Regions from separate parts of the Homo sapiens genome. Here region 2 is linked to region 1. Evidence: chromatin contacts called from ENCODE Hi-C data. All regions are on one chromosome and are shown on one strand. Each heading gives the region's core, a stretch centred on a gene start or an enhancer-like site at or near the end of the contact. The rest is flanking DNA. Distances are from core to core; before and after follow the strand shown. Region 1 holds the start of RANBP2 (RAN binding protein 2). Region 2 holds the start of NPHP1 (nephrocystin 1).

Region 1 (6,534 bases), core at 2,278-4,777:
GAATCAGCTGCAGAATAAGAAATCAACTTGACAGAACATAGAAAAACTAAACAGAAGCCATCTGGAAAAAGAAAAACTAGAGAAAGAATTATATTTTTTTTTCTTTTTTTCTTTTTTGGAGACAGAGTCTCGCTCTGTCACACAGGCTGGAGTGCAGTGGTGCAATCTCTGCTCACCACAACCTCTGCCTCCAGGGTTCAAGCAATTCTCCTGTCTCAGCCTACCGAGTAGGTGGGACTACAGGCGCTGCCACCACGCCCGGCTCATTTTTGTATTTTTAATAGAGACGGATTTTCACCATATTGGTCAGGCTGGTCTCTCGGCCTCCCAAAGTGCTCAGATTACAGACGAAGAATATTTTTAAGGGCAAAAGCACATGTGAGGGAGTAGAAAAATGGCAAAACAAGAGAAGACTAACAAATGAAAGCACAATGAAAGACTAGAAAGATATGATATACAGACGCATCATCACACTCCAAAACTCCGACATTCTAGAAAGCATGGGCAGTTCACAGATGGCCAGCCTCTGCCAAACTGGGGGAGAATACTAACCTCTTCATATTCTTCACAGCCACTGCCTCTTCTCCCTCCATTCTTTACCTTCTATCCAAAGCACCCTGTTTTGTCATTTCACTCAAACCTAACTTTACAGAATAGCTTCACATGTTCCAAAGTTACTCACTAGTTAATCCATATTCCGCTGAAATCCCCAGGTTCTAATGTAAATGACTTTAAATTTGGGGGAAAAAAAAGACTCTAAGTGTAAGAGAGGTGTCATAATAACCAATCCTCAAAATTCTGCCACCACTCCACTTTATTTAATGGAGAAGTTATGTAGTTGAAAGAACATTCTAACTTCTGTCTAGACCAGTGGTTTTTAATCTTTTGGAAGCCAAGGTCCCCACTAAGAATCTCAGAAAGGCTCTAAGCTTGCTTTTTTTTTTTTTTAAGCTTGTTTAAAAAAAAAAAAATCAGGCTGAGCAGAGTGGCTCACACCTGTAATCTCAGCACTTGGGGCCAAGGCGGGAGGATCACTTGAGCCCAGGAGTTGGAGACCAGCCTGGGTAACATGATAAGACCCCGTCTCTACATTAAAGAAAAAAGCCGGGCATGGTGGCACATGCCTGTAGTCTCAGCTACCCAGGAGGCTAAGGTGGGAGGATGGATTGAGCCCAGGACGTCAACGCTGCAGTGAGCCACGATCCCGCCACAGCACTCCAGCCTGGGAGACAGAAAGAGACCTTGTCTCAAAAATAAAATAATGGCCGGTGCAGTGGCTCACGCCTATAATCCCAACACTTTGGGAAGTGGAGGCGGGGAAATCACTTGAGCCCAGGAGTTCAAGAACAGCCTGGGCAACATGGTGAAACCCAGTCTCTACCAAAAATACAAAACAAAACAAAACAGCGGGTGTGGTGGGTACACCTGTGGTCCCAACTACTCGGGAGACTGAGGTGGGAGCATCGCTTGAGCTGGGGAGGCGGAAGGTGCAGTGAGTCGAGATAGCGCCACTGCATCCAGCTGGGTGACAGAGTGAGACCCCACCTCAAAAAAAATAAAATAACACAAAAATTAAAGTCTTTAATTTCAGGAGTTACAGGAACCCTCAATTAAGGTCTGTTTTAGACTCTATCATCACATTCATATTTATACTATGCTAGCAGTTTGAAATTACAATGTACAAGTAGATATCTATCCTCCTCCTCTGGAGGAATAGACTGTAACTTACTCCACTGTTCCCAAGAGAAACTAAATCAGACCCACTGCCAAAATTCTGCTGCACTATCTATTTGACCCTGAACAAGTATCTTAAATCTCTACAGGTCTCAATATCCACAGGGCTGCTGGAAGCGCAAAATAAGATAACCTATGCTTAGTTACGATAAGAGACACAATTATGCTACTATTATAATCATGGTCATCCGTGAGTTTCCGGGTTTTTTTTGTTTTTGTTTTTGTTTTTTTGGAGTCTCCCTCTGTCGCCCAGGCTGGAGTGCAGTAGCGCGATCTCGGCTCACTGGAACCTCCGCCTCCCGGGTTCAAGCGACTCTCCTGCCTCAGCCTCCCGGGTAGCTGGGACTACAGGCATGCGCCACCACGCCCGGCTAACTTTTTTTGTATTTTTAGTAGAGACGAGGTATCAACATGTTAGCCAGGCTGGTCACGAACTCCTGACCTCAGGCAATCCGCCCTCCTCGGCCTCCCAAAGTGGTGGGATTACAGGCGTGAGCCACTGCGCCCCGCCAATATCCTTTTAACATCAACAATAAAAAGTGACTTGTAGCTAACATTTAGTGCTATGTGTCAAGCAATACCCTAAATGTTTAAAATGGATCATCCTATCAAATTCTATTAATGTTACAACTCCATCTATGGATGAAAAGTGTAACTGGCCCCAAATACCCAGCTTATAAACGACAGTGCTGTGATTATTCAAGCCAAAGCAAACTGACTCAAGATTCTGCGCACATCCACCTTTAATAGCTTCTTCCGTCACTCTTTAGATCCAATTACTAAAGTCTTATTGAATCCAAAATAGATCACATTATTTACATGTAAAGAGGAAAAATACCCTTAAAACATTTGTGGAAAAGGTTAAAAATTGCAAGCCATACTAACGATTTGTAAGAACTTTAGAATTTTTTTTTTTTAAGCAAAGGCAGCTACCAAAGTGTTCCGGGCGGGGAGGGGGGCGAGGGAGGTGAGTATGAGGAGCGGAGTGGAGCTGGACCCTTACAAAGGGACAGCGACAAACACCTCATACTCAAAACAAGGGGACTTTCAGTGTCATTTGCGCCGTCGGGCCATTGCAAATGTCCGCGCTGAGATGCCTACCTTGTCACTCGACGCAGCCGCCAAAGCTCACCCGGAGCTGCGTCAGTCCCCACTGGGTTCCTCCAGGCCAAGGAGGTACGACCTCCGCCGCAGCATATAAAGTATATGTCCAGGAGATGGGAAGAAACCCGCCGATACAGCACCCGGGTGCCCAAGCCCCCGAGAACTAGGCCGCGCGGGTACTACGGGGTGCGCGATCGGCCAGAAAGCCCGGGCCAGGGCGGCCCCAGGAGCGAGCACCGTCGGGAACAAGCGTCGGGAACAAGCCGGGAGAAAGAGGAAGCGCCGGCGCCAAAGGTCTCCCGCCCACCGCTGTCCCCCCAGGACTCTTCATGCGCTTGCAAGCGCCACGCCGCCCACAGGACTGCGCCAGCCGGCCGGCGCCTCAACAGAGCGCGCCAGGGAGCAGCGCCCGTCGGGAGCCATGACGCCTGAGCAGCGCGAGGCCGCCGCCCGGCCAGGTCGAGGCCGTCGGTCTCTTCGAGACCCACTCACCTGTCGAGGCGACGGGGTGGAGCCCTGCACCGAGGCGATGTACCGCTCCACGTCAGCCTTGCTGCGCCTCATCGCGCCGCCAACCTGGCTCCCGAGGCGCGTGAGACCAGCGCTCAGGCCCGCAGCAGTCGCCACTTCCAAGAGGAAAGCGCCTGCAAACCAGTGACGCAGCGCCGTAGCCGGCGGAGGACCACTGTGACGAACTTGCGGCGCAGCCGGCGGAGGACCACTGTGACGAACTTGCGTACTGCGTCAGCAGTGTGCGCCACGTTGGCGACGTCGGCGCTCGAGCTGCACTCGGCCAGGCTCTTGGCAGCGCCGCGTGCTCTGAGGGTGTCTTGGCAAGCCGGGATCAGATTTCGGCCGCCAGTGTCCACAGCCTAGGGCGTAGATTTCCAGCAGATAACAATTTGCGTGATGGGCTCTTAAGCGTTTTGGTCACTTGTTCTAAATTATAAGTGCGCAATGCATTGGAAGAAAAAAAGCACTCAGGCCAATTTGGTGAACGTGTAAATTGGAACAAAGTTTCTGGAGATGACTGGTTAAATACGTTGCATCGGACATGTGTGAATACTAAAGCATACATTTTTAAATTCATATCTTATTAAATGAGGGCCAGGCGTGGTGGCTCACGCCTGTAATCCCAGCACTTTGAGAGGCCACGGCGGGCGGATCATGAGGTCAGGAAATCGAGACCATCCTGGCTAGCACAGGGAAACCCCATCTCTACCAAAAATACAAAAAATTAGCCGGCCGTGGTGTCGGACGCCTGTAGTCCCAGCTACTCCGGAGGCTAAGGCAGGAGAATCGCTTGAACCCGGGAGGCGGAGGTTGCAGTGAGCCGAGATTGCGCCGTCTGGGCGACAGAGGGAGACTCCGTCTGAATTTAAAAAAAAAAAAAAAGGGAGATTTAGAACTGCATAATGAAAAAGACCACAAATATTAAGTTTTGGACAATTACAATTTTTTAAACAGTCATCTCGGCGGGGGATTGGTTCCAGAACCACCGTCTTATGCCAAAATCCACGCATTCCGCCGGGCGCTGTGGTTCACGCCTGTAATCCCAGCACTTTGGGAGGCCGAGGCGGGCGGATCACCTGAGGTCAGGAGTTCGAAACCAGCCTGGCCAACATGGCGAAAGCCCATCTCTACTAAAAATACAAAAAATTACCTGGGCGTGGAGGTGGGCCCCTATAATCCCAGCTACTCGGGAGGCTGAGGCACGAGAATCGCTTGAAACTGAGAGGCGAGGGTTACAGTGAGCTGAGATCGCGCCACTGCACTCAAGCCTGGGCGAGAGTAAGACTTCCTAAAAAAAAAAAGAAGAAGAAGAAGTCCGCGCATTCTCAAATCCCGCAGTCAGTCCTGCGGGTGGAACACTTAGAGGAAAAGTCAGACCTCTCTATATGCAGGCCCCTCCAATACTGTATTTTCTGTCGGCTTATAAGCGGGCCCAGGCAGTTCAAACCCATGTTATTCAAGGGTCAACTGTGTATATAGGAATAGCCATTCGCCTGGCACAGTGGCTTAAGCTGGTAGCCCCAGCACTTTGGGAGGTCGAGGCGGGAGGATCCCTCGAGTCCAGGAGTTCCAGGTTACAATGAACTGTGATAGCGCCACTGCATTCCATCCTGGGCACCAGAGTGAGACCCTTGTCTCAAAAAAAAAAAAAAAAAGGAAAAGGAATAGCCCCCCCAAATCTATATATATTTCACTAGCAGAATAACAGAACATACCAAAATTTAACAGTAATAATGTAAAGATTTTGAGCCGTCTGTATTTTCCAAATCTTCAAAAATGTCTATTTTGGGAATTTGGATATTAAAATCTTACTTTTAAAACAAAATTTAACAAAACATTTTTAATAGTGAGAACCTTTTAGATTTTAAAAGCTCACATTTGTGTAAACATTACAGTCTGAATTATGTGGACAAATATCAAATGCGTTGACATTTTTAACTGGAAATTTGGGCTATTTTGGTTGTGGATAATTTTTTATCCTTTTTGTTTTTCCATATTTTCTAAATTTTGATATAATGAACAAGTATTGCCTTTCTAAAAAAGGAAAAACAGCATTTTGTTTTATTTCAACAATATTGGATGTGAATAAAAGAAAAGAAAAAGATGATTCTGAGCTTACCAGTGTGTGTGACCCACATTAACAGAAATGACATGTAAAGAAAATCTAGTTTGGAGTGGAAAATCCTATTTTAGGTAGTTGATTTCTTTCACTTGAGGTACCATTTATATATCCATGTGGGGATAGCCTAGTAGGAAGATGAAATGGTAGGACAGAGATCTTGATGGAAGTCAGTAGTTGCGGCACAGTTCTGAGGCCCAGCTACTCCAAAGGCAGAGGGGGAAACATCCCTTTAGCCCAGGATTGGAGACTGCAATGAGTTATGTTCATGCCTTTGCACTCCAGCCTGTGGAAGAGAATGAGATTCCTATCTCTAAAACGAAAAGAGGGCCAGGCACGATGGCTCACGCCTGTAATCCCAGCACACTGGGAGGCCCAGATGGGCTGATTGCTTGAGGCCAGGAGTTCAAGGCCAGCCTGGCCAACGTGTTGAAACCCTATCTCTACTAAAAATGCAAAAATTAACTGGGTATGGTGGTGCATGCCTGTAATCCCAGCTTCTTTGGATGGCTGAGGCACCTGAATTGCTTGAACCTGGGAGGTGGAGGTTGCAGTGAGCTGAGATCGTGCCAGTGCACTCTAGCCTGGGCAACAGAGCAGACTCTGTCTCAAAATAATAATAATAATAATATTTAATTAATTTAAAAATAAAAACCAAAAGAGAAGATCTGATGGACTTAAAAGTCATATATCTCAGGTGATAGGTGAAACCACAAGTTTGCCTTGAAAAGTGTGTTGATAACAATAGCCATAGCTAACAAGTACTTGCTGTGTTCCAAAGCTCTTTCTGTTAGCACTTCATTTGTATTAATATCATTCTTCCACCAACTTTGTAAGGGTACTGTTATTATCCTCAGTTTTTACAGATAAGGAAAGCAAAAGACAGCCAGGCACCATGGCTCATGCCTGTAATCCAAAACTTTGGGAGGCTGAGGTGGGAGGATCACTTGAGCCCAGTAGTTCAAGACCTGCCTGGGCAACATAGCAACACCCTGTGCTTACAAAAAAAAAGAAATTAAAAACTAGCCAGGCATGGTGGTGCCTGCCAGTAGTCCCAGCTATTT
Region 2 (6,628 bases), core at 1,381-3,880, 1.5 Mb before region 1:
GGGATTACAGGCATGTGCCAACACACTTGGCTAATTTTTGTATTTTTAGTAGAGACAGGGTTTCGCCATGTTGGCCAGGCTGGTCTCAAACTCCTGACCTCAGGTGATCCACCCACCTCGGCTCCCCAAAGTGTTGGGATTACAGGCGTGAGCCACCGTGCCCAGCCTGAATTTTCTTTTAAGGCCCTAAAACTGCACACTTTCTCTATTCTCTTTGCTATAATCTTTTTATTGATTCCAAGTCGTCTTGTTCCACTGGTTCTGTCTACATTATGAGTCTCTTGGAAGCTGTTAAATTCTTTTTCAGTATGACCTGTGAGGAAGCAATTCAAAATTGTTACTCATTTTAACACACTGATAGAAATCATGATGAGTTTTATGAAGTAGCTTGCTCTCAGGAGAAACATTGGCCATGGTTTGCTTTAGTTTCTTTTGGCTACCTCACTGCAGATCTCTCTTGTTTTAGGTTATGTTGTTTTTTATAATGGCATCAAGGTATAACTACAGAGGAGCAATGACTAGTATTAATGTGACTGTCCTGAATATTACAGTTATTAGTGAAAAATCATTAGCTGAGTAATCATATCATTTATAGCACACTGAATACCTCAGTGGTACTTCTCAAACTTGAATGTGCACATGAAACACTGGGGTATTGTTAAAATACAGATTCTGATTCTCCTAGGACTGTGGTGGGGCTGAAAATGTGAAAATGTGCATTTCTAACAAGGTCCCAGGTGGTGATGATGCTGATCTAGGAATCGCAAGTAATGAATACTTGTAACCGAAACAATATGATGCAAAAATGTATAAAGTCAAACATCTTCACACCTGAGGTGAATGAGTAATACACTTTTTTTGCACCTTTCCTTATTGTTCATATATTCACACATATTTAGGGGGGGTTATTAGTTTATTTTTACCAACAGAATTAAACTGTATCCATGATGCTATTAACTTTTCCATTTAAAATGTGGAAATCCCTATAAATAAGTAGATGCAGAATAATTTTTTCTAATTTATTTGTAGACTGAGAATTTCATAAGTAATAGCTGTATTTTAGAGCAATTTTTTTCGTTTTGCTCATCTCATCACCTGTAATTATTGATTTAATAATCCACTTAGAAATATTTTATAGCATTTTCTCATTTGTTGTAAAGATTTTTAATGGAAATCCTATGTTTGACTATTTAAGTGAACTAATTATCATAAGCCATAATAGAGAAATTAATTCAAAATAAGACATGAATTACAACAAAACAGACAATACCAAATCTTGCCAAGGACATAAAGAACAAAAACTCATACACTGCTGATAGGGTATAAATTAGTACCATTTTGGGAAACCAGGTAGTAGTATCTACTAAAGCTGACGTATAACATGCCTGTGACTCAGCAGTGTTATGTGTTTGCCAGAAGACTTGCACCAGGACGTTCTTAGCAGCGCTATTTATACTAGCCCTAAGCTGGAAACTGCCCACTTACCCAGCAACAGTAGAATCAGTATGTTAGGGTATATCATATGTGAAATATCAGCAATGAGAATGAACAGACTACAGACACACACAGTATAGATGCATCTCACAAATGTGATATTTAAAGGACAGGAGAAGCCACCACACAGTGCATAATTTCATTGTATAGTACAAAAAAAGGCAACACAAGTTTGTGCTCTTATAAGTTAGGATATTGTTCACCTTTGGTGTGTGGTAGAGAAGTGAGAGGGTTGAGAGGTTGGGGGTAGGCAAGGACTAGAAAGACAGGAAGAGTGTGAGTGGGCAGATAATGTTCTGTTTCATAATCTGGGTGCTGTTATGGGGTGGAGGGTTTTCAGAGCTGCACACAAAGTCTGTAGACTTTTCTCTGTATGTATTATACTTGAAGAAAAAAGTACATAAATAATGGTTCATCCTGGCCTGTGGCTGTTCTGAAGAACATTCATTTGTATTAATGGGGTCCATCATTTGGAAGGTGAGCCCCAAGCATCATCATTCTTATTCAAGTTCAATTTTGGTGTAGTGGAGTTTTGGAATTGGATTCATGGGATGCAGTCCCATATGGGGGAAACATGACAACCTTCCTGAGAGTTGATGTAAACTGGGAATCATAATGAGAACTAATAATTTGCTCATAGATTTGCTGTAGAACAATTACCATCCTTACAGAATTCAGAATTGACAACGTGCAATATTAGAATGAAATGAAACTTCAGTAGCCTAAATGGCAAAGAATTAAAAACTGCCTTTTGAAGTGACAGTATGGAACAGAACCATATATTCCATAGGAAAGCTATCCTTGGAGTTAATGAAAGAGTTTAAGATACTAAAATTGTATCTTAACATTAGCTTACAAAATTGGTATCAGAAAGCAAATGCCATAAAACAGGTATCCCAGCAAGAAGGTGGTGTTATTATTGATGTATTGTGGGGAATGTAGTTTCAGACGCCGGGGGACGTTCCCCTATCCTTAGGAATTGCCGAGGAAAAGTGACTCCCCCGGCTGTGACCTGCCTGGTGGCGTGGGATGACCACCGCAAGAGAACATTTGACCCTTCCCGGGACCGGCCCGGGCGGGGCGGGGCTGGGAGGCGGGCGCACATCGATGGCGTCACCTTCTGGCGCCGCCGGTTGGTTTCCCTGGCAACTGGAGCAATCAGAGCACCGCAGCCAGGGAGATGCTGGCGAGACGACAGCGAGATCCTCTCCAGGCCCTGCGGCGCCGCAATCAGGAGCTGAAGCAACAGGTATGGTCAGGCTGTGCAGAGGGCCCTGGGGCGGGCGACAGGCGGACGCAGCTGCGCGCACTGCGCCTTCCCACCGTGACCCCACCTAATCCTGGGAGCTTGCCCCCAACCTACTTACCTTCCCAGGTTGTAACGCCCCCTTACCCCATAACATTCCAGCACCCAACCCCGATTCAAACCCCTCCTGATCCCAACTCAACCCCCAGCCAAAGGCGAAACCTCCCAAAATTCGTGACCATCAACTAAGCGCCCCCTCCTCCGACCCTCACTCCCACCTAACGTCTCAACCTCCTACCCTAACAACTCACTAACCCACCTTATCTCCCAATCTAAACTTAGTGGTGTAACCATTTCCAACCCAACTCTGAGCCTAGCTCCTCTCCTCCACTTTCCAAGCCCATTTCCTTTCAGCCTTCCTCAAGTGGAGATTATTATTGCCTCCGTGAACTCAAGCGAAATAGGTGTCAAGAAATAGTCTTAATATGCAAGAACATTAAGATCTGATAAATGAGCAAAGGAGGTGAACGAGAGAGGAAATACAAGTAACTCATAAACATACGAGGAATGTTAACTTCAAAGATACTCAAGTAATTGCAAAGCACATAAGGTATCACAAAAATGTTAAAAATCACAACACTCTGTCTTGAGGAAGGTGTGATGAAGCAGGCACATTCACTGCTCCCGTGTATAAGGTGCTTGTACAGCATTTCAGGAAAGCAGCTTGACAAGGTGTAACATATGTGTATGCACCTAGGCTCAAAAATTACATTTCCAGGGATCTGCTATGTGTAATAATTAGAAAGTAGGACAGAGATTGATGTATAAAAGTATTCATCACATTGTTACTTATATAATATACACAGAACAGCATAGAAGGGAACAGGCTAATATGGTATTTCTGTGTGACAGGATGCTGATGATTATTATGATTTTCTTTATTCTTTTTCATATTTATAAAAATTTTTAGGCCAGGTGTGGTGGCTCATGCTAGTAGTACCAGCTACTTGGGAGGCTGAGACAGGAGGATCACCTGAGCCCAGGAGTTCGAGACTAGCCTGGGCAACATAACAAGACTTGGTCTCAAAAAAAAAAAAACTTTTTAAAAATACACTGAGTTCTTATTAAAAATAAGAAAAAAGTAAATAGCAACCAGTGGGTTTATTTTCTGACATTTTAATTTCACTTTAATTTTTTTCATGTGATCTATTACCAAGTATTTTTCCACTGAGTAAAATTATTTTATAATCTGAGGCCGGTAAGAGATTCACTGATGCTCATATTTTATCCATTTTTGTTCTCTTGTTTAAAGTAAAAAGGATTTGGAAGGTAAATATTTAGGTGACTGTGTATTGGAATCACAGTGGTGCAACAAAAGCTAAATACTCTTCTGGTAGAAATAAAAAATAAAACTTGATGGGGCATTGACTTATGCTGAACTTCGGTGGATCTTAATATGGTTCTGTGTCTTATTTTAAAATTTCAACTTTTATTTTAGATTCAGGGGGTACATGTGCAGGTCTGTCACATGGGAACACTGTGTTATGCTGAGGTTTGGGGTACAGATGAGCCTATCACACAAGCAGTGAGCACAGTACCCAATAGGCAGTCTTTCAGTCTTCATTCCTCTTCCCTCCCCCACCCCACTCCAGCAGTCACCAGTGTCCATTGCTCCCATCTTTATGTCCATGTGTACTCAACGAGTGAGAACATATGGTATTTGGTTTTCTGTTCCTATGCTAATTCACTTAGGACAATGGCCTCCAGCTCCATCCATGTTGCTGCAAAGGACATGATTTCATTCTTTTTTATGGTTGCATATTTTTTCATGGTGTATATGTACCACATTTTCTTTATCCAGTCCACCATTGGTGGGCATCTATGTTGATTCCATGTCTTTGCTATTGTGAATAGTGCTGTAGGGAACATACACATGCATGTGACATTTTGGTAGAATCATTTCTTTTTTGGGGGTATATACACGGAAATGGGATTTCTGGGTCAAATGATAGTTCTGTTTTACGTTGTTTGGGAAATCTCCAAACTGCTTTCCACAGTGGCTGAACTAATTTTCATGCCCACCAACAGTGTATATGTGTACTCTTTTCTTGTCAGCCTCACCAGAATCTGTCATTTCTTGATTTTTTAATAATAGCCATTTTGACCAGTGTGAGATGGTACCTCATTGTAGTTTTAATTTGCATTTCTCTGATGATTAGTCATGATGAGTTAATTTTAAATTTAGTGGGACATTAGGAGAACCAGGAAAAGTTTTAGAAGGAAACTATAAAAATGATTATTAAAACAAACTATTAGAAAGATTATTCTCCCTGGAGAAATATTGGCTCTGGAGCCTTTTGATACCTTGACTATCTGGAAAGTTTGTTTTGATAGTATTAGCTAATTCTTCCCTGTCTTCACAGAGGACACCTGAAGCTGAATATGGAACAGATTTTCTATTCGGTGTCTGTAGGACAAGTAATCAACAGCCCCTCTGAGTCAGGCCTGTGATGACTGGCTCTATCACTAGGTGTGTGAATTTTGTAAATAACACTCAGATGGATGCCAAATTGCAAGAGTAGAGAAGAAACTAATGGAATTTTCTCTTTTTTCATCCACTTTATCTTCTCTACGTAATCTATAGAAAACAGACCAAAGAAGTATGTGCCTTTTTGGAGAGTATATTGACAAAGTTACATATAGTGTTAGTAAACAAACTACTAAGTCAAGAGAAACAAAGTCATGATACATTCAATACAATGGATACCACTCAGTAATGAGAAGGAATGAACTAATGGTACACACAACAATATGGAAGTATCTCAAAAACATGCTTTGTGGAAAGGTTACACAAGAGTGCTTACTGTATGAGTCCATTTATATAAAATTTCAAGAACAGGCAAAACTAATTTATGTTGGAAAAATATCAAAACAGGTTTGTCTGTGGAGGAATAAGGAGGGGATTTACTGGCAAGGGCATGAGGGAACTTACTAGGGTGATGGTAGTTTTCTACATCTTGATAAGAATTTTGGTTACACAGATGTATGCATTTGTCGAAACTCAGCAAATGTATGCCTCGTATTTGTGCATTTCACTATATACATATTTTACATCAACTATTGAACTTTAGTTAGTGACATCCATAGTCCATTATTTAGGGAGAAATGTATTGATAACTGCAACTTACTTTGAAAGGCATAAGGTGGGTTGACGGATAGATCAAATAAGTATAGTATAATGTTAATGTTTTTTCTAGGTAGCGGGTATATGGGTTTTCACTGTAAAATTTTTAAAACTTTGTTGTATGTTTAAAAGTGTTCATTATAAAATATTGGATAAAAAAAGAAGTTTTCTTTCCTAAGGCGATATGGTATTTAATAATGTGATATTTTAAATGGTCTCCATAGGTTGATAGTTTGCTTTCTGAGAGCCAACTGAAAGAAGCTCTAGAACCCAATAAAAGACAACATATTTATCAAAGGTAAAGTATGCTAAATTATATAAGCTTTACAGGAACCGCACTTACATTTCAATGCATAGTATTTAAGGCATAGAGATTGGTCCTTTGGAATCAAATGGAAGAATCACATAGTGTTGTAAGTTGAATGTAGAAGAAACCAACCTAAACCTGATGGTTGCGGACTTGCTGTTGTGACAGCAACTATAAAAACTGCTTAATGTAAACATAGGTGACATGGGCAGGATTACCCTAAATCCTTAGCCTATGTAGCCCAGATCCTGTGACCTGGTCAGAAACCTCTGTCTATAAGCAATTAGTACTTCATTGGGATGTCAACTTTAACTCCCATGAGAAGACAACACTGTTTTCTAGGTGGGTGTTTTTTGTTTTGTATTTGTTTTTACTTAAAAAAAAATCCTTGGGAGAG

What was found. A loop is a pair of places that touch in the nucleus more often than their neighbours do. Pooled maps may share reads with other maps.
Region 2: a map of CD4-positive, alpha-beta T cell shows a loop between it and region 1 (18-fold over the local background). The contact joins the promoter of NPHP1 here to the promoter of RANBP2 in region 1. A Hi-C loop is called at or near these places in 2 of 168 maps with a recorded cell type or tissue (CD4-positive, alpha-beta T cell and naive thymus-derived CD4-positive, alpha-beta T cell) and 7 of 50 pooled maps.

The regions. Positions count from the first base shown.
Region 1 is chr2:108,716,475-108,723,008 of GRCh38, reverse strand. RANBP2 (RAN binding protein 2) reads right to left here and starts at 3,527. Exons shown (of 29, transcript NM_006267.5): 1 at 3,331-3,527. The coding sequence starts at 3,402. RefSeq lists enhancers at 3,301-3,360, 3,441-3,630, 2,724-3,653, 3,654-4,584.
Region 2 is chr2:110,201,015-110,207,642 of GRCh38, reverse strand. NPHP1 (nephrocystin 1) reads left to right here and starts at 2,630. Exons shown (of 20, transcript NM_001128178.3): 1 at 2,630-2,743; 2 at 6,149-6,222. The coding sequence starts at 2,675.